Linked DNA regions of Homo sapiens: all the other regions are linked to region 7. Evidence: chromatin contacts called from ENCODE Hi-C or POLR2A ChIA-PET data. All regions are on one chromosome and are shown on one strand. The core of a region is the stretch at or near the end of the contact, and the rest is flanking DNA. Distances in the headings are between cores, read along the strand shown. Region 1 holds the start of PPIL1 (peptidylprolyl isomerase like 1). Region 2 holds the start of DINOL (damage induced long noncoding RNA). Region 3 overlaps CPNE5 (copine 5). Region 4 holds the start of SCUBE3-AS1 (SCUBE3 antisense RNA 1). Region 5 holds the start of FANCE (FA complementation group E). Region 6 holds the start of STK38 (serine/threonine kinase 38). Region 7 holds the start of MAPK14 (mitogen-activated protein kinase 14).

Region 1 (2,988 bases), core at 187-2,686, 850 kb before region 7:
AATATTCAGACATTGGAGCCTGGGAATGGCACATGACTCCCGAGATACACAGTAAAGAACTACATAAAGTCCAGAGAAAGGCAACTTAACAACAGACTAAACAGACCAAGGATTAAGACTTTTTCATCCAGCTCAAGGGCCACAAGGTGGGCATGAACTTGAAACTGCAGGAGGTGTAAAAATTATACTTTAGCATTTATCAGTTTAAAATGTAGTGTTCCGTTCATTATTCATTCAGCAAAGCTGAGCACCCTGTGCTCTGTACTGTGCAAGAAGAGCACAAAGATGAAGGAGGCCCAGCTCCTCTCTCAAGGAGCTGTCTAGTTTATCTTTACAACCTTGTACATCCTTATTCCTTGTTGACAATTAGGGACATTACAGTTGAACTGTCGTTAAGAGCACAAGTGCACCAGCTGTAGTACTTTAAGCAAGTTATTTAATCTGTAAGGCTCAGCTTCCTCAAAGTAAAATGGGAATAGTAATATCTACCTTGTGGGATTTTGAAGATTAAGCGTGAAAATACGCAATAAAATGCTTAGCTTGATGCCTGGCACATGGTAAACATTCAACCATCATTATTAAGTGGTGTGCAAAGCATTTACAGCGTTAAGTTTAGGTACTCTATTTCATTTTTGTCCTCCCTCCAAACATTATAGCTCCTCTAATTTGCTTCTGTTCCTCGCGCCCTGCGCAAACCCTCCTAACAACTTTCAGGTACCATCTATCCCAGCCAATGTTAAGCCTTGTTCTTGCTCTGATCCGTTTGTCCTGTTTTCTCCTGTCTCTTCCTTTCTTTATCTCCTATTTTCTTCCTGCCCCTTCCCTCTCTTTTCTCCTCAGACTCCTCGTCTTTGGATTCTGCAGGCTCAGATTTGCTTTATGACTATGGAAAAACAAGTATTAACTGCCGAGTCTATTTTCAGATCTGAAAAATGGTAATAATACTATCTACTTATAGAATTGTTTTGTGGAGTAGATGAGATAAGAAAGTGCAAGCACTGTGTACATCGTACAGCGCCTTACAAAAATTCTTTACTGGCATCTCTAAACTACCCTCTTTCATTCTCTGCCTCCCCTTCCCGTCCCTGCCCAATTGTGAGACTAAGAAATTCTTCGAATTTAATATTAGGACATAACTCCAACCAGAGCGCAGCTTTTCTGGTTGTTCCCGCCTTCCATGCCTAAACGAACCAATCAGATCGCCCAGAGTGGCGCGGTATCGCCACTTGGAGACCACCGCGAATGAAGTTTGCATTTTCCTCTGTTCTTGAGCCCAGCTTCTTCTCGTCTCCCACCCCAGCTTCCCGGCATTGGAAGAAGGGACCGTCCTCTTCCTTGTCTTGGCCACCCAAATCCTGGTATCGAAAGGGTTGAACGGACCGGAAGTGTGCAGCAGCGACGGGTCCCCAGCTAATCGACGCCGGAAGTAGCAATTACTAGACAAGCATTCCGCCGCCGGCTTCGCTATGGCGGCAATTCCCCCAGATTCCTGGCAGCCACCCAACGTTTACTTGGAGACCAGGTGAGGGGGTTCGGGCGTCTGGGGCTGGCAGAGGAGACGCGGAGCCCGGGCCTCACCACGGGTCTGCGTTCCTGGCGCGTTCCTCCGGGAGGCCGGCCTCCACGTGGAGGGGCGTGGAGCAGCGGCCGAGACGGCCCCCAGAGGGTTGAGAGGGGACCGCCATCGCCCGCGTCCAAGCTCCGCGGGGTCTTGTGCTGAGGTCTCAGCAATAGCTGCCTGATTGTCCTCCTTCCCCCAGTCCGCTCATTCATTCATTCATTCATTCAACAAACGTGTAATGAGTCCGCAAGCCAGGCATATGGAATATGAGTTCTGAGGATACAGAGGTAGATAAAACACAGACAGCCCTGCCTTTAGGAGCTTACGGTATAATGAAAGAGACAGACATGTAAACATTACGTGATAAGTAATACAGTTGTAGAAACAAATTCCAGTAAAATACAGGAAGAAGCACATTTTCCCCACTATCAAAGAGTGATGTGGTAACCAACCTGCTGGCGCCATGCCCCGCTGTATGTCATCTCATTTAGTTTAATCTTAGCAACTCAAATCATGAAGGTATTATTTAACTTTCTCCCTTTCAATATTAGCAGGAGGAAACGCCGGAATTTACAGCTTAAAGCCTTGACCAAAGCCACACAGCTAGTAACTGGAAGAACCTCGTTTGGAGCCTGGTGTGCTCGTCTCACCTTGCTAGATCCTTTAGCTCTATTCATTCCATTGCCTCTTTGGAAAAAGCTCAAAGTGATCTTTACAAAGTAGGACAAGGAAGGGATCCTGCTCAAAAAACCTTTAATAACGTCTTGCTGCTATAACAGTATAAAGTAAAAACGTATTAATCCTGACATTCAAGGTGATTTTTTTCATCTGGCCCTTGTCTACCTGCCATTCTCCCCTCAACAGCCAGGGACCAGCCAAGGTCCTCTGCCTTTCTGTTCTTGCCCATTGCTGCTTTCAGCTAAAGCAGAGTTCTGTCAGTCCTCTCTCTATTTGCTCATGCTGTTCATTTCATGCTCCCTGGCCATCTTCCCCACCTTATATGGCAAAATTCTACATCTTCAGGCTCCAACCTGTAATTTCTGAATTCTCCTGTTGGTATTTTTTAAAGTTACAAAATAAATTGTTAAATCCAAGCAATGTAGACATACAGAGTAAGAAGTGAAAGTCACCTCCTTCCTGAAAACACCATCAACAGTTTGTTGGATGATTGTCCAGACTTTTTTCTATGTACATATAAACCTCTCTCATGTTTTTTTAACAAAAAAATGGGATCATATGATCATACTGTATGTATGTTTTTTCTGTAACTTGGTTTTCTTTCACTCAGTAATTCAGGTAGCTGCCCATAGTATGGATAGTTGATATTTTAGGCATTTCCTATTTCAAGGACATTTAAGTTGCTTCCTTTTTTTTTGGCTATGACAAATACTGAGATGAACATCCTTGCACATATTGTATCCTTAGGC
Region 2 (2,700 bases), core at 81-2,580, 650 kb before region 7:
CGTCGTGCCCCCCAGACCCCCCACCCCTCAAAGACATGAACCCTCCCCGCCTCCCATCCAGGCGTGGGCTCCGCTCCCGCCCCGGAGTCCAGCGCCCCGACCCGAGGACAGGCTGGGCCGCGATTCTCCCGGCCGCGGTGGGAAAGAGGTAGAGGAGACCCTTGCCCTTCCCCGACTGACAGGCTGGTTAGAGCCCGCCCAGAGCAGGGCCGTGACTCCCCGACCCCTACAGCGCGCCGCGGAGCGGGGACCCGACGCGGTGTCCCGGACCTCCAGTGCCCGGCTTCCTTGGGAACAAACTGTTCCAGCCAAATAGGTCACTGTGCCGATGGGAGGACGGAGACCGCGAAGGGGCAGGGGAGAGGGCTTCTGGAGTCCCGCTGTACCCCATCCCGGGCGGGGTTCTGACCTCATACAGTCCGTTCCCTGGGGTCTCCTTGTCACAGTGAGTCACCTCCTCGCTAGTCCTTAGGGGACGGGTCCTGGCACATTCCCAAGGGCCAGGAAACAGCCCGCGCTGACCTCAGCGCTCAGCCAGGTGGTGGACACAGTGGCGTAAAGGACCTGAACCTGGGACCTGGGCCAGGGCGGCGCAGATTGGATCCCAGAGCCACCCGGGACCGATCCTAGACGAACTTACTCCACTCCGCTTTCCTCGCCCTTCCTGGGCCCCTCCAGGGACACGGACTTCATCCCCACGCCGCGAGCAAACTGCGCCTGGGGCCTGGAGCCAACCGCAGCCAAAGGCGAGCTCCCAGAACGGTCCCGTCCACGCCCTCCCTCGCCCCAGCTGGGTTTCCAGGGGCGGGGAGCGTGACCAGGGATTCCTGTACTTGTAATCCCGCTCTCCGCCCCGGGGTCTCCGGCACATCCCGACTCTCGTCACCCGCGCACTTAGAGACACCGTGTGCGCAAGCCGAGCGCGCACCGACCCACGCCCGTCATTCACCTGCCGCAGAAACACCTGTGAACGCAGCACACACCCGCGAACACGCATCCTCGCGGACACGCAGGGACACACGCGGGCACGCTTGGCTCGGCTCTGGGCCGCCGGCCCGGGGTCCCCTGTTGTCTGCCGCCGCTCTCTCACCTCCTCTGAGTGCCTCGGTGCCTCGGCGAATCCGCGCCCAGCTCCGGCTCCACAAGGAACTGACTTCGGCAGCTGCTCACACCTCAGCTGGCGCAGCTCAGCGCGGCCCTGATATACAACCGCCCCGCCCGGGCCCGCCTCAAGGAGGCGGGACCCGCGCTCGGCCCACCGCGCCGCCCGGGACCGCCCTCCCCGGGGCCCAGGCTCCTGGCTGCCCAGCGCCGAGCCAGCTGAGCCTGGCCGAGTTCCAGCAGGCCAGCCGGTCCCGGAACCTCGCGTGCTGCAGGAGGGCACTTCCCTCCTCCCCCAGTCCCTCGCCTGCGTTGGTGCGCTGGACACATTTCCCCACGAAGTGAGCCACAAATCTGGCTTTTTTTACTTGGAGAATGAGTTGGCACTCTCCAGGAGGACACAGCACTGTTAGAATGAGCCCCCTTTCTGGCTCACCGCTGACCCACTCTGGCAGGCAAGGATTTACCCAATGCAGCTGAAAAGATCAGGAGGATGACATTAATACATAAAAATTCATAAATTATAAAAACGATGCACCTCTCTGCAATTTCCAGAAAAGCCCCACAATATCACCTCTATTCCCACTGATCCCTCACTAGGTCACCTCTCCCAGAAGCACCTGGAGCACCTAGACACCCCAACAAAGCATCTTGAGGCCAGAATGATTTTTCAGTCCCGTTTATTTCACAGATGAGGAAATTGAGGTCCACTGAACTTAAGTATACAAAGTTGTTGATTGTCACATGCTTCCGGGAAGGAGGGAATTGGAGAGACTACCAAAAAAGGGCAACCTGATCTCCAGGGAAACAGAAGAATTGGACATTGAACCAATCTCCCTACACCCTACACTCACCTGAACAGAAGAAATCCCTGTGGTTGCAGCAGCTTTGTTGGCCAGGAAGGGGAGGATTTGACGAGTGAGTTGTCTGTCTCCTGAATACTCCCCACATAGCCCGTATACACTGCTGGGGAAACTGGGGCTCAGAGAAGTCTGGTGACCTAACTCAGATCATGCAGCAAAGAAATGACTATAGTTGGAACACAGGACTTTTGCCTCCTGCCCGGGGCTCTCTGCTTGTCATCCTTTATTTCTGTGGCTCCAAAATGACAAAAATGCCAAATAACCCTCATTTGCAGATGGTTTATGGAGATGACATAAATAAAGGACAATTCTGGAAGTGTCTACTGGTTCTTCTGACAGACACAGAAATGAGTGATGTGTCTATCCGCTCCCATCTACCTCACACCCCTGACCTCCCCTGGACTTCACCTTTGCCTCCTTTCTGTGCCTGAAACATTTGCAGTTTTGCTTTTAAAAAATTGCAGAGGATGGATTGTTCATCTGAACAGAAATCCCACTAAAAAACAGAACCCAGGCTTGGAGCAGCTACAATTACTGACATCTCAGGCTGCTCAGAGTCTGGAAATCTCTGCCCAGACATGCCCAGTCTTCTTCCTCTAACGCAGCTGACCTCGGGGAGGACAGGCTTCTTTCTCCTCTGCTGTGGGGATGGGAGCCCAGGTAGGGGTGGGAGGACACAGTAGCAGACCCCCTTGGCCTGCCTCGCCCTGGAGTCAGGCCAGGATTGTGGCTAAAC
Region 3 (2,890 bases), core at 168-2,667, 730 kb before region 7:
CCTGCTGTAGAGAACAGCACATGCAAAGGCCCTGAGGTGGAGCTCACAGTGCATTTCTAGAACAAGCCACTTTCTCTGCAGTGCAAACACACCCAGATTCATCCTCTCTGTGTTCCTTCCTCACTCTAGAGGCCCATGGCTAGTGCAGCCAAGCCTGGTCATTTGAGTCAGGCAGACTGTATCTCCAGACCTAGAAGAGGTTTTCAGGAGCTCTGGGGTTCCTCTGAGAAGCCTCATTTTCTCCGTCTGTAAAGTAGGACTAATAAATCATCCCCACCTTGCCACTGCACAGGGCAGCTGTGACAGACACATGGGAGATGCAGGCTTGTGAACTGTAAAATTACTCTGCTCATTCAAAGGGGACTGAACACCACTTCTTTGATTGTAACTGCTTCACAGACTGGGGCTTGGAGTCATATTTCCTTTGTCCAAGGCTGCGGTGTTTCTTAGTGGAGAGGCTGTCAGCATTTGGGCAGGAAAATTCTTCATCTCACAGGATGTTTAGCACCCCTGGCTGCTGCCCATAGCTACCAGTAGAGCCCCAGTCATTATGAGAACCCCCAAAATTCTCCCACGCCTTCCTAAATTCCCCTAGGGAAGACAGCACCTTCCCCAGCTGGGAATAAAAAGGTTCAAAAACCACTGATCTCATCCAGCCTTCTTACTTTAGAGACGAAGAAACTGTGGCCTAGAGAGGGCATGCGATTTGTCCCAGGTCACACAGTGAGCTGGAGACAGAGCGGGCCTAGGCCCAGGTCTCTTGACTTTCCTTTTACTCCAGCATTTCCCCATCTTCATCGCGAAAAATCACCCGGGATGCAGAAAGCTTGCTGAAATACAGACGCCCAGGCCAGTTCCCTGGGATTCCACTTTAGGAGGCCCAGGAATCTGTGTTTAGTGCTTTTCATCCCTTACTTATGGTGTGCAGAATCCCCTGGGGATCTTGTGAAAATGCCAAGAATCTGCATTTCTGCATTTCTACCTGGCATCGAGGTGATGCTGACGCTCTGGTCTAGGGACACTACCCTTTGAATAGGGGAAAGTCTGCTTTCACCCTGCGAGCCCCTGGGTGAACCCATATGGTCAGGGCAGTTAGGGCATTGCTTCATCCTGGGGGTTGGAATGGGGAGTGGTCAACTGTGTCTGCAGATTAGACTTACGTGAAGAGCTAAAAAAAAAAAAAAAAAAGAAGATCTCTGAAACATTCATGTAGCCCCGGAAACTCGGCTATAATGGGTCTGGGCTGCAGGATGATCTAAGAGCCCCCAGGGCATCTCATGGTCATCAGTCAGGGTTGAAGCCACTGCCGTGGTTCCTAGTAAGTCTGAGCTGCCACACTTGGAAGGAGGCCTGTGGTTCATCCAGGTGCCTAATACCTTAACCACAATAGCTGGGGGTCTTACTGCCAAGTAAGGGTGGTGCTCTCACCTGGCCCTCCCAATGAGCCTGTAAAAACAGCTGAATCTTCATGAATAGGGGGCTCCCAAACTACCAGAGAGGAGTTCGTTCTCTTACACAGGTGAAAGGTCCTCTGCCCTAATCTTGTCTCATATAATTGGCCTAGGATGCCAGGCTTTCATTTGTCTCCTTGATTCTAAATTGTTATGATAATGAGCTGCCAGGTAGCTGCCTGTCTTGGCAAAGCCAAAGCTAACTTTGCCAGGGCATAGGTTAAAAGGCCTCTGCTTGGGGGAGGGGGCCTGGGGTAGTCAGTTACCTCTGGGGAAAAGGATGGGCTACTTATGAGGCAGGATCTTGGGTCTGAGAGGGATGAGATGGGACCAGTAAGATTTAAGATAAGCACAGTCCAAAGAGGCACATTTCAGGACTAATAGCTCTAGGCACATGGAAGCCTGAAGCTGGTCGGCATTGGCAGGTTGTTAGGCCTGTGCCAGGAGGGCCCCCTTGTCCTCCACACCCCACCCTAGGTCCCTGGGGCTGAAGAGCCAGTGCCCACTTAGAGGAAACTAACACCCTTGGCTTGGACCCCGGTTCCACTGACACAGATGGGACCCTTCCGTCAAGGTCAAGAGTGCAGGCTCTGAAGTCAGACACACCCTGGTTTCAGATCCCTTCTCTGCCCTGGCAGTGTCCTTGGGCACATTGCACCACCTCTTTGGGTTTCAGTTTCCTTGGCTATAAAGTGGGGATAATAATAGTACTTCATGGGGTGGTGTGGGCAGTGCATGCAGTCATGCATGCAAAACTGGCACATGCCGAGTGTTCTGTCAATGTCAGCTCTCGAATCATAACCCATCTCCCCTGACCCCAGGCTCCCCACTGACCAAGCTCCCTTTTGTTTTGAAGGTCACCCTGCTTTCCTTTGCTGTGGAGTCAGAGTGCACCTTCCTTGACTACATCAAAGGAGGGTGAGAAGAGATACAGCCAATTTCATGGGCCTTGGGGAGAGGGAAAGGGCCCCACACACCGACAGGACCGGCTCTGGCCCCACCCTGGCCTCTTCAAAGCCCTGGTTGAAGGCTGTGGTGCTGGGCTCTGAGCAAACCCTGGTGTTTGGGCTGAGACAACTCATCCAGAGCCCTGCACATCCCCAGATCCCAAGCAGCTTGGAGGGAACTCCTGAGCCAAGGAGGCTGGCCTGGGTCATGTCAGGTCTCCATGCAGAGACAGGACCTGGAGCTGGTAGGGACTCCGTGACAGAAAGCCAAGGGCTTGGGGATGTAGAAAGAACCCTGCAATAGGAGTCAGGAGGCCCAGGCTCTAGGCCTCTCTTTGCCATTAATTTGCTGGGTTCCTTTGGGTGAGTCATTTTTCCTCTCAGGGTATCAGTTTCCTCCTCTGTACACAAAGAGAACGGAATAGGTAAGTGTTAAGGTTCCTTACAGCTCTGAGCTTCTGACACCTCTGATCTGTCTGGTTGGGGGAGGGG
Region 4 (2,990 bases), core at 195-2,694, 770 kb after region 7:
TTCATGATGCAAGCAGATCCTGGGATGAGGTTACAAGAGGAAATTTCCAGGGTGGGGTACAAAAATGATTGCAAAAAATTATTATCTTGACTGAGAACTGCATAATTTCACAATTTCACAGACGGAAGGAAACTCAAAGATCATCTAACCCAACCTCATCACAGTCATGATGAGAAACTGAGGTCCAGACTGAGGAGGGGACTTCTCACAGGTCCCTAAAGCACAGCAGTGACAGAGCTGGGACCACACACTGGATTGACTGGATTCTGGATTGATCCAGAATTCTCTGATGCCTCCAATTATTACTACTTCATATTAATCTCTATATCCTCCTTAGCACCAGAAAGGTGCTGGACGCTTGTAAGTCATGTGCTGATTGACACTGAAGGGCTGGGATCGCAGAGAGAGATGCCAGTGGGGGTGATTTTAGGATAAAGGCAGACGTGGAACGAGGGTCATACGGCTACAGGATAAAGATACTGAGGGTTGTGTACAAGGTGAGTGCGTGGAAAACTATTGGAGTAGGGCTTAGGAGTCGCCAGCAGAGTTTTGAGGGGAGTCACCGAGTTTGTGGGGAACACAAGGTAGAATCGGGGGGGTTACTGGGCCAGGAGGGTTACCCAGGTTTGGGGGTCACTAAGGAGGAGTGTGGGGATCTCAGGGTCATGTGAGTCACCGGATTAAAACTGAGGGAGTCACTGGTTGGTGGGTCTCTGAGAAGTGCTGGGGAAATTCCTGGGTTAGCAGCCAATGAATAATAACCAACGGTTACCTGGTGAGGTCTTGGGGTCAGTGGGTGGGGTGTGGGGTCACAAGGGTGGAGGCGGGCGCCGTCACGGGGTGAGGTTTGGGAGTCACGGGGGAGGAGCCGCAAGGCGGAAAAGAGGGGCAGGGACCCTGGGTGGGGGAGGGGGCCCGGCCGCGGTCCAGCGGCCAGGCCGCCCTGCTAGGGCCGGAGGGAGGTGGGCACGCCGGGCTCGGGACCTTCCCGGGGTCCTGCGCCCGCCCGGCCTCCCGCCCTGGGCATGGTTGGCCCACTCCTCCCGCAGCCACCAACCTGACAGCCCCCGAGGGCGACTCCGCCGACAGACCGCCATGCACCGGGCCCCGCCACCAGCGCCGGCCCCACAACCCGCCTGCGCCATAGCCCGCCCGCCCGCGCGCAGCTTGCCTCGCGCGATATCCAGGTTCCAGGGCCGCCGCACTTTCCTTTCCTCTTGGCGCGCCTCTACCGGGCCCCGGAACCCGTATAGAAAATACCGGGCACGGTCCACCCCGCCCCCCGCTTCGCCGCGGCAGCCATCCAACTTATCCTGGTTCCGGGGCTCCTGGAGCCCAGGCGGCCGGGATCTGAACCGAGCTCTTCGGAGCCCCGCCCCCACCAAGGCCGGGGTGACGCATGGCCAGCGAGGCTGAGCGCCCAGGGAAGGCGTGCTGACGTCACGACGCCCGGGTCAGGGCCTGGGCGCGGCTCGGAGCCGGGTCGTCGCTATAGCAATCGGGAACCGCTACCTGTCCATTCCAAGGATTCGGTCCAGCAGAAGCGTGAGGAGGTGGCGGAGGCCCCGAGGGCTTTGCGTCATCACTTCTGCGGCCTGCGGGCGAGAAGGTGCGCTTCGGGAGTAGCGCGGGAGGACAGGAGGCGCAGGTTGTGAGGGACGCAGGCCCTGGGGCTTCGGTCTCTGTCCTCCGAGCTCAGAGCCTCCAGGCTTCTTCCCGGCCGCGCGCTCAGCACTCACTGTCTTACGGTCCCGAAGCGCTTTAAGGTGCGCAGTCCGCAGGCCTTGCCTACTGATCTTCCAGCCACCCCTTGAAGGAAGCAGTTGCAGGTATTAAGAGCTCCTTATTGAAAAGGACGATGTAGAGGGGCGGTGAGGGACTCGCCTCCGCAGGGAGGGCGCCCTGGCGGTCTTCTCAGGTTCTCTCTCATTCCCGCGTCAGCTCCACCGTCAGGCTCGAAACCGACTACTCCCTTTTGTAGGCTTGCTTTGGGTTGAACATAAAAACCAAGCCCCTTTACTATTTCCCTGCTGGGAGGGGCTGCGATTGGGAAATTTTCAGAAACCTGAGGGAAAATTAAAAGGGAGCGAGCTTTCGGTAAAAAATCAAATTAAAAAGGAGGGGCGTTAGAGAAGGAACTGGTAAAGATTGCCTTTTAGGAGAGGAACTGGGTGGCTGGAAGAATGAGGTGAGAAACTTTCCCCTCTCTATCCTTTCAGACTTTAACTGGTTTCTTTTGTATCTTCCCCGCCCCGAAAACAATTTAACTTAATAAGAATAATTTTTAAAGGACGTAAACTAGACACAGTTACAAAGTACGGGGTTTGGGGCTTGTGGTAGCTAAAGGTGTCTTTGGGGATGCGGGCATCCTTTTCCTCTCCTGCCTGAAGAGCTTAACTAGAAAGCCCCCCTTTCGGTCTTAGACATCCCCTCTTCCTGACTTGTTCTGGCTGGGACCAGAGTTCAGTTTAGGTAGGCCAGTGAGTGACATTTGATGGTTAGAATTCCTACGGTTAGAATTAATCCCTTCTGTATCTCCTAGTATGGAAATAAACTGCCTGGCCACTATGCTGCCCTCTTTCCATTCCTTTTTGGTGGAAGTTTGACAAGTTATTTCCCATAGAAAATAACTTATAGGCCGGGCGCCGTGGCTTAAACGCCTGTAATCCCAGCACTTTGGGAGGCTGAGGCGGGCGGATCACGAGGTCAGGAGTTCGAGACCAGCCTGGTCAACATAGTGAAACCCCCCCTCTCTACTAAAAATACAAAAAAATTAGCTGGGCGTGGTGGCGGGCGCCTGTAATCCCAGCTACTCCGGAGGTTGAGGCAGGAGAATTGCTTGAACCCGGGAGGCGGAGGTTGCAGTGAGCCAAGATCGCACCATTGCAGTCCAGCGCGGGCAACAGTGTGACTCCGTCTCAAAAAAAGAAAAAAAAAAAGAAAAAGAAAAAGTACCTTATAGATACAGAGAGAAGATTAAGTAGCTCCTC
Region 5 (3,050 bases), core at 106-2,605, 580 kb after region 7:
TTTCCCCTATTTATCTAAAACATAAGAAATTAAGCATTAGAAATATTTAGCATCTGGATGGTTTCCAGCATAAATTATGGGGGAGGGGTATCCAAGAGGAGTGGAAGGCTGGCCCCACTAGGAGCTGAACATGGCACCTCACCCACTCATTTTTCTGTGTGTTTTAGTTAACTTTGCTAGTTAAGTGCATCTGTAGATACTGTACTCTTTTTTTTTTAAGCAAAAGTTGTCCTCACAAATAAGCACGTGGCTTAAAAGAATGCCTGCCAAAAAATTGGAGATAATATCAATAACAGAAACACAACCAAATAAAATGGCAGGGCCGACACCTCTGCTCCTAGTAGGAATCCTTCGTCAGCCACAGAGAGGTTAAAAAAAAAGTTCAATGTCATCCAAGAGCCAGAAATTATCAAGAACACTAAAATATGGATTCACAGTTACCATTCTTAGAGAAAGCAATCTTGCCTTAAAGTGAACGTTATGCTTTGAAAAGCAGAGCATACAGCCACCAGGATAGCGGATACGTATTCCACCATCACGTTTTAAGTATCTATTTTTGTACTTTAAAATGTACGTATTTTAACACATGTGTACACTTTATACATAAGTATACTTACACTGGACGTACGAGTCCAGTTTTTTAGAGATGGAAGTACGCGATCAAAAGTGATTTGCCTCCACTTATCATCACTATACCTTACAGCGAACAGAAGGCGTGTGCCTCGAGTTCCCGGATCCTCGATGTCCCGCACACAGCAAGTGCTCAGTGAAGGGTGCCCCTGCTCATAGGGTGCGCGGCAGGCCGTCGCTGAAGGGGCTTATTTCACCTCTGTGTGTGTCGTTCCCCCGACAGCCCCCCGCCTCCCATACCTGCTAAGGGGCCGCGGGCGAGGACTTACAGCTCCAGACGGCCGTCAGGCCCCTGCACGACCGGCTCCTCCCGGCACAGGGCCTCGAGCAAGCGACCCCAGTCGAAGGGCTCCCAGCCGCGGCTGCCCAGCGCCCGGAGCACCCCCAGGCCGCGCCGCGCCCCCTCAGGCCCCGCCTGCAGCGCCTGCAGCAGGAGGCGGGCGGGGGCCTCCAGCTGCGCCCAGGGCGCCGGCTCCACGCCCTCAGCCCCAGGGAGCCCCGCGTCCGGTGTCGCCATGCCGGGGCACGGGTGCCGCGCCGCCCCCTACTCTGGTGTGGGGCCTCAGCTCAGAGGCTGAGGGGAACGGAGGACTCCAGCGCCGTCCCTGACGCGGCGGTGGCGGGCCAGCTCCAGCGCCTGTTACAAGCTCTCCTCGGCGTTGGGAGACCGGAGAAACCCGGCCGCCCGAAGCCGCAGCCGTTCCCGCGCTGTCGGAAAGGGAAGGAGGGAGGCGCGGCCGGGGGCGGAGCCTGAACGTGAGGCCGGCGCGAGGGCCGGTCGCAAGGGGCAGGGCCGGGCACAAGTCCAGCCGGAGTAGGTGGGCGGGGCCAAGGCCTGGGGCGTGCCCATGGGAGGGGGCGTGGACAAAACAAGTGGTTAGTTTGTGGGCGGTGTCGGGCCAGGGAGCCTGGAGCGGGGCGGGGGCGGGGGTTGATGGAGGGGTGGATCCGCCGCTGACGACCCCAACCCTCTCCCTTTCTTCATCACTCCCCAAAGTAGTGGAATGGAGTGGATGTCAGGGGTTCTGTTGTGCTAGAGGACCCGCGCTGTATTTACGCTGACGGCATGTTGCTTGTCATGGACTTCACCATAGAATTTGACCACAATTTACCACCCCACTTAGCTTCATCTCTTCCACAGGCCAAAAGTGCTATCATTTGGGTTTCAGTCCTCTCCAGAAATAGTATTTGATATACAAACATCCCTGAGAATGACATGGTCACAGTAAAACCTAACACTATTAATACGGCCAAAGACTTTCTTCTGAACTTCCTCCCAAAGACCAAGCAGTAACCTTGCTCTGGGTCGTTTATAGGGGGCCAGGTGTGGCTCCACTTCCTAGGGTTCAGTTTAAGGAAGTCCGCTGGAGAACTTGGCTTCCAGCCAAGGGTGGGATCACTGCAAAGCGTAGGAAATAAGCGAGAAGAGCCCCACAGTGCCTCCTAAACCTTGCTTTGGGGGCTAGCTTGTATTTCCTGTCCCAGCTCTGCTGCCACACACAGCCCTTCATTCAGGAAATGTTTACTGAGCACCTAGGGACTGGGGATACTGGGAACAAAACAAAGATCCTGGCCCTCATTGTCACACAACTGGGGAGAGACGGAAAGCTAATTAAACAATGTTTGTGATGTGTTCAAAAAGAACATAACACCGACACACAGCACGAAGTGCTTTTAAATAGGGTGGTCAGGCAAGATGAATGTGAAGATGAGGTTGGCAAGCCAGATAGAAGTCTGTGAGAAGACCATTTCAGTCCTCCCTGTGGAGGGCGGGGGGGCTCTGGGGCAAAAGCATGGCTGGAACGGAGGGCACTTGCTGGATAGTAATAGGAGTTGAGATCAGAGTGGGAACCAGGTCAGATCTTAAGAGGCCTGAGGTCACAGAAAGGAGTTGGGCTTTCACTCTGAATAGTATGGAAAGCCATGGGAGTATCTTGAGCTTGATCTGATCTCCATTTGAGCCAAAATGATTTCAAGGGAGATGTCGGGAAAGACTAGTGATATTTCTTAGATAATGGCTGCTTTGCAAATGCCAAAATAGCAAGAAAGAAGTTTCTTCCAGACACCTTCTGTTTCAGGTAAGCAGCTCTAACTTTACAGGGGATGTTTTGGGTCTTCGAATGACAAGCTGTTAGAGGAGTGGGACCTGATGAATAGCAGGCAGGGCCAAGAATGCTAAAAAGCCTGCAATGCCCTGTGCATCCTCACCTACAGCTTTACTCTGAGTGGCTGTGGCTCCCACCCACCAAGGTCTGTATTCTGGCCACCTGAAAGGGAACAGGGAGGAAAAGTTCTAAACATGGCTCAAGGACCCTGGTGGATCCCCGAGTCCCTTTCACAAGATTCATGAGGTTATTACTATTTTCATAATGCAAAAATGCACTGTGAAGTTTTCCAGAAGCTAAGTGACAAGTAATATT
Region 6 (2,999 bases), core at 1-2,500, 520 kb before region 7:
GCCTCTGGGCAGAGAGAATGAAAGGCGAAGTGATTGATTGATATGTATGTAGTGACTGATTGAGACAGGGTCTCCCTCCGTTGCCCAGGCTGGGGTGCAGTGTCATGATCATGGCTCATAGCAGCCCTGAACTCCTGGACTCAATCAATCCTCCTGCTTCAGCCTCCACAGTAGGTGGGACCACAGGCACTTGCCACCATGCTGGCCAATTACAAAAATTTTTTTAGAGGTGGATTCTCCTTATGTTGCCCAGACTGGTCTCAAACTCCTAGGCTCAAGCTATCCTCCCACCTGGACCTCCCAAAGTGCTGGAATTACAGGCAGGAGCCACCGCGCCTGGCGAGAAGTGATTTTTGTTAAGAGGCTAGACAAAAGGAAACTGGGCTTTGAAGATGAAATGAATGAATAACTCGCAGCACATGCTTCCTTCTCTCCCTAGATGGCCCCTTTGCAGGCAGTCAGGGACCATGTCTCGTTCATCTTAGTTTCCAGGAGCTTGACACTTTGTAGTTGAGGGCTTTGTGCTCCATTCTCAAGAAACGACAAGTGCCCAAAGGCTATTAAACTTGGGACCTCTTTACCCCCAAAAGTAGTACAGAATAAGAGTTGGGTGGCCTTGAAAAGCACCTTCTTCTGTCCACACTGGGTCGCCCGCTGGGTAACCTCCCAAACCTATGAGAGCTCACCTTATCCCAGGTAAGGTCCTTACTTTAAGGAAGAGGAGGGGGGCCAAGGGCTCCAGCAGACCTGTTCTACACGGGGTAGGGGGGTGGGTGGGAACTATACAGGTGACAACATTTCATAGAACTACACACACACTCACACACACGCACATGACTGCATACCCAACAGGTTAAATCCGAGTGTGGTCTGTAATGAAGTTAATTGTATTGGTTTAGTTAATTGTATTGGTTTAGTTAATTGTATTGTGCGAATGTCAATTTCCTGGCTTTGAGAATGTTGTATCTTAAGAAAAATGTTGAGGTAAGCTGGGTGGGTGATGGTATAGGGAACCTGTATGTATTAATTTTGCAACTTCTTGTGAGTCCATAATTATTTCGAAGTAAAAAGTAAAACAAAAGAAAACAATGGAACTTCCCCCTCAGCCCAGCCTACTTCGAGACCGCCTCACACTCACACATCTGGCCTCACCCAGGTCCAGCCAGCCCTAGGCAGGGGGTGAAGGGAGGGGCAGGGCGGGGCCACGCAAGCGCAGTTCCGCAATCCCGGCCGCTCCGGGAAGTCGCGCATGCGTAGTCTCGGCCCCGGGCTGCCGCGCCAGCCCGTCTCCGCGGCGGGGGACCGGGCTGCCTTGGCCCCTCAGCGCTCGCGTCTTTTCCGGCAGTTGGAACGCTTCCTGTTGTCCTCACCCGTAACCGCCTGTTGCCCCCTGTCTCAGAGTCCCTCACGCGTCCCCTCCCGTCTTTGGCTCGTTGGCTGCCGCCGCCGGGGCTTCGCCAGCCTTCAAGTCGAGACTACTGGCCGAAGGGGCGTCTGCGGCTCTCCGCCGTCCCCAGCCCTGCCTCTCCCTGGGCTCTGGTGAGTTGCTTGCTGCCGCCGTCTTCACTCCATCCCGGGGTTTTTCCTTTATCTCCTCCTTCCCCAACCTCCGACTCCTTCTTGGGCTTTCTCCTGCTCGCCGGCGCCCTCTTTCAAGCCCTAACCTCTCAGCCTCTTGGCCTCTCTCCGCCCCTCTCCTTAACCCCCTTCTTCCCCCGTCTCCAGATGCCCCTTGTTGGCCCTCTCCACATTTTTCCAGTCCCAGCCTTTCCACCCCATCCTTTATCTTTCTCCTTTTGCAGTTGGAGCGGGAGCCAGGCTTTCCTTTCCATGTTGCCACCTTTGTCTGCTCCCTGCCACCAGTCAGTCCCTCAGGGATCTCGGTCATCACCGGTTTTTATCTCCTTTTCCTTCTTCTGGGGTCTGTGAACTGTGGTCTGAGGCAGAGATGTCGAAAGCCCCCCTTGGGGTGTGGTATCTTTGAGTCGGCTCCTTTCTCCGTTAGTCTTAGGATACTGGGCTTCAGATAAGCTTCAAATCACAGGAAAAGGCAGGGAAAATTCTTAAGAAGAGAGTGGAAAAGCAACAGCCAGAGGAAAAAGTCGGTAAGGGCTTAGAGGAAAGTCTGTGTCAGAAAGCGGGCAGAACGGCCGGCAGAGAGACCAGATCTCTCAGTTCATTCTGAAACGACTAAAAGACTCGGAGAGAAACTTGTTCTGTTTGAAATGCACCGAGGAGGGTTGGAGTGAAGTAGACCCTGAGTGTCTCCACCCTTTGAGCTCACCCTGCCTCTGAATTAGCCAGGCAATATATTTGGTTTCCCTAAACATAAAACAACCACCACCTCGATAACAGGCTCTCCTCCCCACCCTAAACGTTAGATACCAGCTTCCTCCTAAGAGGAGAGAACGCTATAGCAAACCATTTCATGTCCCAGCCCTATCCCCCATCACACATAAACTCCTAGGAATGGACATCAAAAATGAGTATATTTCCTAGTTAATCTTTCTTAAGGTGCTAAGTGCATAGCACTGTGCATGAAATGGGGGAAGAATATTAAAACAAGTATAAGACATGGTGCTTGCTTTCTAGTGTAGGTAGAGATTACAGTTTAGTAGGATTTACAGTTCAGTGGGAGAGATTAGACATGCGACTTAAGCAATAATCTTAGCTCCAATGTTGAATCGTCCAAATGAAAGATAATGGATTGTCAGTCGCAAAGAAATAAAGTCCATATTGTTGAGAGAGGGTTGTTTATAGTGATCACAGAGTACCATTGTAAAGTCAGTCAGTTAGCCAGGCATAACCATATAGATTGAATCACATAATGGTTTTCATTTGACTTCCTTTTGAGTTTGCAGGCCTTACACCTGACTTTTATGAGGATCAGTTCCTTTTGTTAATTTTTTAAAACTTTGAAGAATTCCTCAGCCACCTATTATTTCCTAATTCTTCAGAGTTGAAGAATGAAACAAATGGGGCAAAGGCCTCCAATGGCT
Region 7 (3,033 bases), core at 74-2,573:
TGAGGGCGCCTTACAGATCTGAATCTTTCTTGCTCCAAATGAGAAAATTGTTTTGTCGAACAATACTTAAATGAGCAGTGGTATGTGACTAATCAGTGAGCCTGCCAGTTTCTCAAGCTGCAGTGTTCTTGCAGGCACTACCACCGCCGCCCCTCCACGGAAAGGAAATACGCTTTCAACCGAATCGGAAACACACCACTCAAGCTGGCACAGTGCTCACCGAGATAAAGTCGGTATTTTAAGCTCTATGGATCGCTGTTAATTCAAGTGCGAATTCAAAAAGAACGCTTTTCAAGATGGGATTTCGACAGAGTTTTGAAAAAAAAAAAAAAAAAAAAAGGCCCGGAGAGAGCTCCCTTCCTGGTCAGTTTTGTTCAGATGACCGCAGTCTTCGGGTTGGGCTGTGCCCTTCTGCTTCTCCCGGCAGTTCCCCGAGCTTGTCTGCTCAGAGGACCCAGGGTCCGGAGCCCCAGCGTGGGCGCATCACGGGAGAGGGTCCTTCTGCTCCAGGTAGGCAGGGAGACCCCCAAGGAAGCGGCCCTTCCCCCGGTGCCTGTTGCCGAGCAGCAACCCTCCGAGAGGGGAAGGCGCAGGGTGCTAGCCAGAACCGAGCTCCAGCACCACCACCTACCTCTCGCAGCGGACCTGAGTGCTGCACACGGTGGACCGCATACCTGCGTGAGTGCAGGGCGAGGGGTGCTGGAGGTGCAGAACGGGCAGAGCTCGAAGGGGCAGCAATGCCCTCCCCCGAGGAAAATTCCTGCCACTTGACGCAACGCTGAGCAGTGGAGCAGGCCTGGCCCTCGGGCGCGAGGGGCCACCCTGCCCACAGCGGCCCCAGGCCCAGCGACACTCACCACACAGAGCCATAGGCGCCAGAGCCCACTGGAGACAGGTTCTGGTAACGCTCGGGCACCTCCCAGATTGTCTTGTTCAGCTCCTGCCGGTAGAACGTGGGCCTCTCCTGAGACATTTTCCAGCGGCAGCCGCCGGGCAAGAAGGTGGCCCTGTGGGGCCCCCGCCTGCACCCGCACCCTCTCCCCGGCCCTTGCTGCCCGCCCAGCCGGGCGGGGACCTTGCGCTGGTCGCCCGCGCAGGTGCGGCTGCCGCGACCCCGCAGACTCCCGCGCGCGCGGCTGCTGTCAGCCGCAGCGGCTGGATGTGCCCCTGCGACTGGGGCAAGCCCCGCTAAGGGCAGGGACGCGCTCCGGCGCTCAAGACTGCGCCCGCCGCGATCTCCCTGCACCTTCGCCCCTACAAGGCCGACTCCGGGCTGCGTCGCAGTACTCCCGTTCCAGCTGCTGCGCCCGCTAAGGCTCCAGTGGTCGCGGTTCCAAGAGCCAGCAAACGGGAGCCTCCCGCAGTACTCTCGCGAGAACAGCTCCCGGGACTCTCCGAGAGCCGAGATTTTACCCAATATGGAACCTCTCCGCGGGCGGGGCTTCGTGAGAGAAGAGGATGGGAGGAGCAGTTCTCGCGAGAAGAGAACAATAACTGGAGACCAAAGGCAGAAACTCCCAGGGACTGTCTCCTTAAGGGCGCGAAGGCGGACCGGGGAAGGAAGAGAGAAGCTGGCAGCACACGCCTCGCGCGCCTCACCGTGGCCGGCGGGGCAAATACCTGGCTCTGTGGTGGAAAACGACACTGACAAATAGCGTGTCGGGGAAAGAGTCAAAAGATCTTTAACTGCGAGTAGTTACCAGCAGCAGAGCACCTGCTCACCTGAACCCCCAAATTCCAAAAAACACTTGCATAAAAAAGAGACAAGTGGCCGGGCGTGGTGGCTCACGCCTGTAATCCCAGCACTTTGGGAGGCCGAGGCGGGCGGATCACCTGAGGTCGGGAGTTCGAGACCAGCCTGACCAACATGGAGAAACCCCGTCTCTACTAAAAATGCAAAATTAACCGGGCGTAGTGGCGCGCACCTGGAGTCTTAGCTATTCGGGAGGCTGAGGCAGGAGAATCGCTTGAACCCGGGAGGCGGAGTTGCGGTGAGCCGAGATCGTGCCATTACACTCCAGCCTGGGCAACAAGAGCGAAACTCCGTCTCAAAAGAAAGAAAGAAAGAAAGAGACAGGTTCCGGCCAGAAGGCTGTTGCATTCCCATCTGCTCAAGGACATATGGGTTACTCTTTGAGATGCTGACGAAATATGTCCCAAAGGCAAATGTTAACCCTGCATCAAAGCTGAGGCTTTCCAGGGGCTGGGCTCAGTGGCTCACACCTGTTATCCCAGCACTTTGGGAGGCCGAGGCGGGTGGATCACGAGGTCAAGCGATAGAGACCATCCTGGCCAACATGGTGAAACCTCGTCTCTACTAAAAAAAATACAAAAATTAGCTGGGCGTGGTGGCACGACCCTGTAGTCCCAGCTTCTCGGGAGGCTGAGGCAGGAGAATTGCATGAATCCAGGAGGCGGAGGTTGCAGTGAGCTAAAATCGCGCCACTGCACTCCAGCCTGGCGTCAGAGGGAGACTCCGTCTCAAAAACAAAAACAAAAACAAAAACAAACCGAAGCTTTACATTAAAACTCTCCCAGTTAAACTTACATGCAGAAAAATCACCCTGGGAGTTTAAGATGCAAGTTCCCAGAACTCACAGGGAGTCTAATTGGGTAGGTCAGAGGAGGTCTTGATCAAGAGCATGCATTTTTATAATACATCTTAGGTGATTCTGATTCAGGAAAGTCTCTGATATCTCCCTTTGAGAAGCATTTAAAAAACCGTTACACTGAAGATTTGAAACTGACTCCTATCCTGAAGAGCCATCAGTGAAGAGGATTTTAAGCATTTAACTCAGGCCTCTTCGAGTAAGGAGAATAGGGCAGGAGTCTCATCGAATTTAGGCAAGTCAACTGACCTTTCCTGAACCTCAGTTCCAGCTTCTACGAGAGAATTCCTGCCCTGCATTCCCGACTAACAGAGTCATTTGTAAAAACCAAACAAGATAAATGTGAATGGGCAAGGCATTCTAACCCCATGCCTACATCCATTATCAACCTATGCCTATGCTAAAGCTTGTTACAATGAGCAGA

What was found. A loop is a pair of places that touch in the nucleus more often than their neighbours do. ChIA-PET counts read pairs that join two places held with the same protein, here RNA polymerase II (POLR2A). Pooled maps may share reads with other maps.
Region 1: a map of CD4-positive, alpha-beta T cell shows a loop between it and region 7 (2.6-fold over the local background). The contact joins the promoter of PPIL1 here to the promoter of MAPK14 in region 7. A Hi-C loop is called at or near these places in 2 of 168 maps with a recorded cell type or tissue (CD4-positive, alpha-beta T cell and naive thymus-derived CD4-positive, alpha-beta T cell), 1 of 37 single-sample maps with no recorded cell type and 6 of 50 pooled maps.
Region 2: a loop to region 7 is called in a map of CD8-positive, alpha-beta T cell, with 6 times the contacts of the local background. The contact joins the promoter of DINOL here to the promoter of MAPK14 in region 7. A Hi-C loop is called at or near these places in 3 of 168 maps with a recorded cell type or tissue (CD8-positive, alpha-beta T cell, naive thymus-derived CD4-positive, alpha-beta T cell and sciatic nerve), 4 of 37 single-sample maps with no recorded cell type and 16 of 50 pooled maps. POLR2A ChIA-PET finds 5 or more read pairs at or near these places in 2 of 52 experiments (IMR-90 and MCF 10A).
Region 3: a pooled map shows a loop between it and region 7 (6-fold over the local background). The contact joins the enhancer-like site here to the promoter of MAPK14 in region 7. A Hi-C loop is called at or near these places in 1 of 37 single-sample maps with no recorded cell type and 7 of 50 pooled maps. POLR2A ChIA-PET finds 5 or more read pairs at or near these places in 2 of 52 experiments (HEK293T and activated naive CD4-positive, alpha-beta T cell).
Region 4: a map of CD8-positive, alpha-beta T cell shows a loop between it and region 7 (19-fold over the local background). The contact joins the promoter of SCUBE3-AS1 here to the promoter of MAPK14 in region 7. A Hi-C loop is called at or near these places in 3 of 168 maps with a recorded cell type or tissue (CD4-positive, alpha-beta T cell, CD8-positive, alpha-beta T cell and naive thymus-derived CD4-positive, alpha-beta T cell) and 10 of 50 pooled maps. POLR2A ChIA-PET finds 5 or more read pairs at or near these places in 2 of 52 experiments (CD8-positive, alpha-beta memory T cell and activated B cell).
Region 5: a map of B cell shows a loop between it and region 7 (10-fold over the local background). The contact joins the promoter of FANCE here to the promoter of MAPK14 in region 7. A Hi-C loop is called at or near these places in 1 of 168 maps with a recorded cell type or tissue (B cell), 1 of 37 single-sample maps with no recorded cell type and 7 of 50 pooled maps.
Region 6: a pooled map shows a loop between it and region 7 (10-fold over the local background). The contact joins the promoter of STK38 here to the promoter of MAPK14 in region 7. A Hi-C loop is called at or near these places in 1 of 37 single-sample maps with no recorded cell type and 8 of 50 pooled maps. POLR2A ChIA-PET finds 5 or more read pairs at or near these places in 2 of 52 experiments (activated T-cell and activated naive CD4-positive, alpha-beta T cell).

What each region holds. Positions count from the first base shown.
Region 1 is chr6:36,873,251-36,876,238 of GRCh38, reverse strand. It overlaps PPIL1 (peptidylprolyl isomerase like 1), which reads left to right and starts at 1,436. Exons shown (of 4, transcript NM_016059.5): 1 at 1,436-1,522. The coding sequence starts at 1,467. It also overlaps a transcript of C6orf89 not described here. RefSeq lists an enhancer at 1,216-1,445.
Region 2 is chr6:36,677,189-36,679,888 of GRCh38, reverse strand. It overlaps DINOL (damage induced long noncoding RNA), which reads left to right and starts at 1,330. Exons shown (of 1, transcript NR_144384.1): 1 at 1,330-2,280. It overlaps CDKN1A (cyclin dependent kinase inhibitor 1A), which reads right to left and starts at 1,175. Exons shown (of 3, transcript NM_000389.5): 1 at 1,091-1,175. RefSeq lists enhancers at 294-881, 893-1,082, 2,275-2,700 and a silencer at 1,133-1,362.
Region 3 is chr6:36,752,513-36,755,402 of GRCh38, reverse strand. It overlaps CPNE5 (copine 5), which reads left to right. Exons shown (of 21, transcript NM_020939.2): 14 at 2,308-2,369. Among named protein-coding and RNA genes, the nearest start is that of RAB44, 56 kb to the right of the region's middle. RefSeq lists an enhancer at 1-41. Within about 2 kb of position 1,417, at least 14 of the 41 ENCODE cell types and tissues checked have a DNase peak (open chromatin) inside an H3K27ac peak, as active enhancers do.
Region 4 is chr6:35,257,909-35,260,898 of GRCh38, reverse strand. It overlaps SCUBE3-AS1 (SCUBE3 antisense RNA 1), which reads left to right and starts at 1,444. Exons shown (of 4, transcript XR_001744102.2): 1 at 1,444-1,609. It overlaps ZNF76 (zinc finger protein 76), which reads right to left and starts at 1,164. Exons shown (of 14, transcript NM_003427.5): 1 at 1,058-1,164. RefSeq lists silencers at 732-1,051, 1,062-1,181.
Region 5 is chr6:35,450,643-35,453,692 of GRCh38, reverse strand. It overlaps FANCE (FA complementation group E), which reads right to left and starts at 1,355. Exons shown (of 10, transcript NM_021922.3): 1 at 900-1,355. The coding sequence starts at 1,147. RefSeq lists a silencer at 805-1,704.
Region 6 is chr6:36,545,730-36,548,728 of GRCh38, reverse strand. STK38 (serine/threonine kinase 38) reads left to right here and starts at 1,250. Exons shown (of 14, transcript NM_007271.4): 1 at 1,250-1,539. RefSeq lists a silencer at 1,105-1,444 and an enhancer at 1,192-1,715.
Region 7 is chr6:36,026,098-36,029,130 of GRCh38, reverse strand. It overlaps MAPK14 (mitogen-activated protein kinase 14), which reads right to left and starts at 1,323. Exons shown (of 12, transcript NM_139012.3): 1 at 858-1,323. The coding sequence starts at 973. RefSeq lists a silencer at 983-1,082 and an enhancer at 1,273-1,712.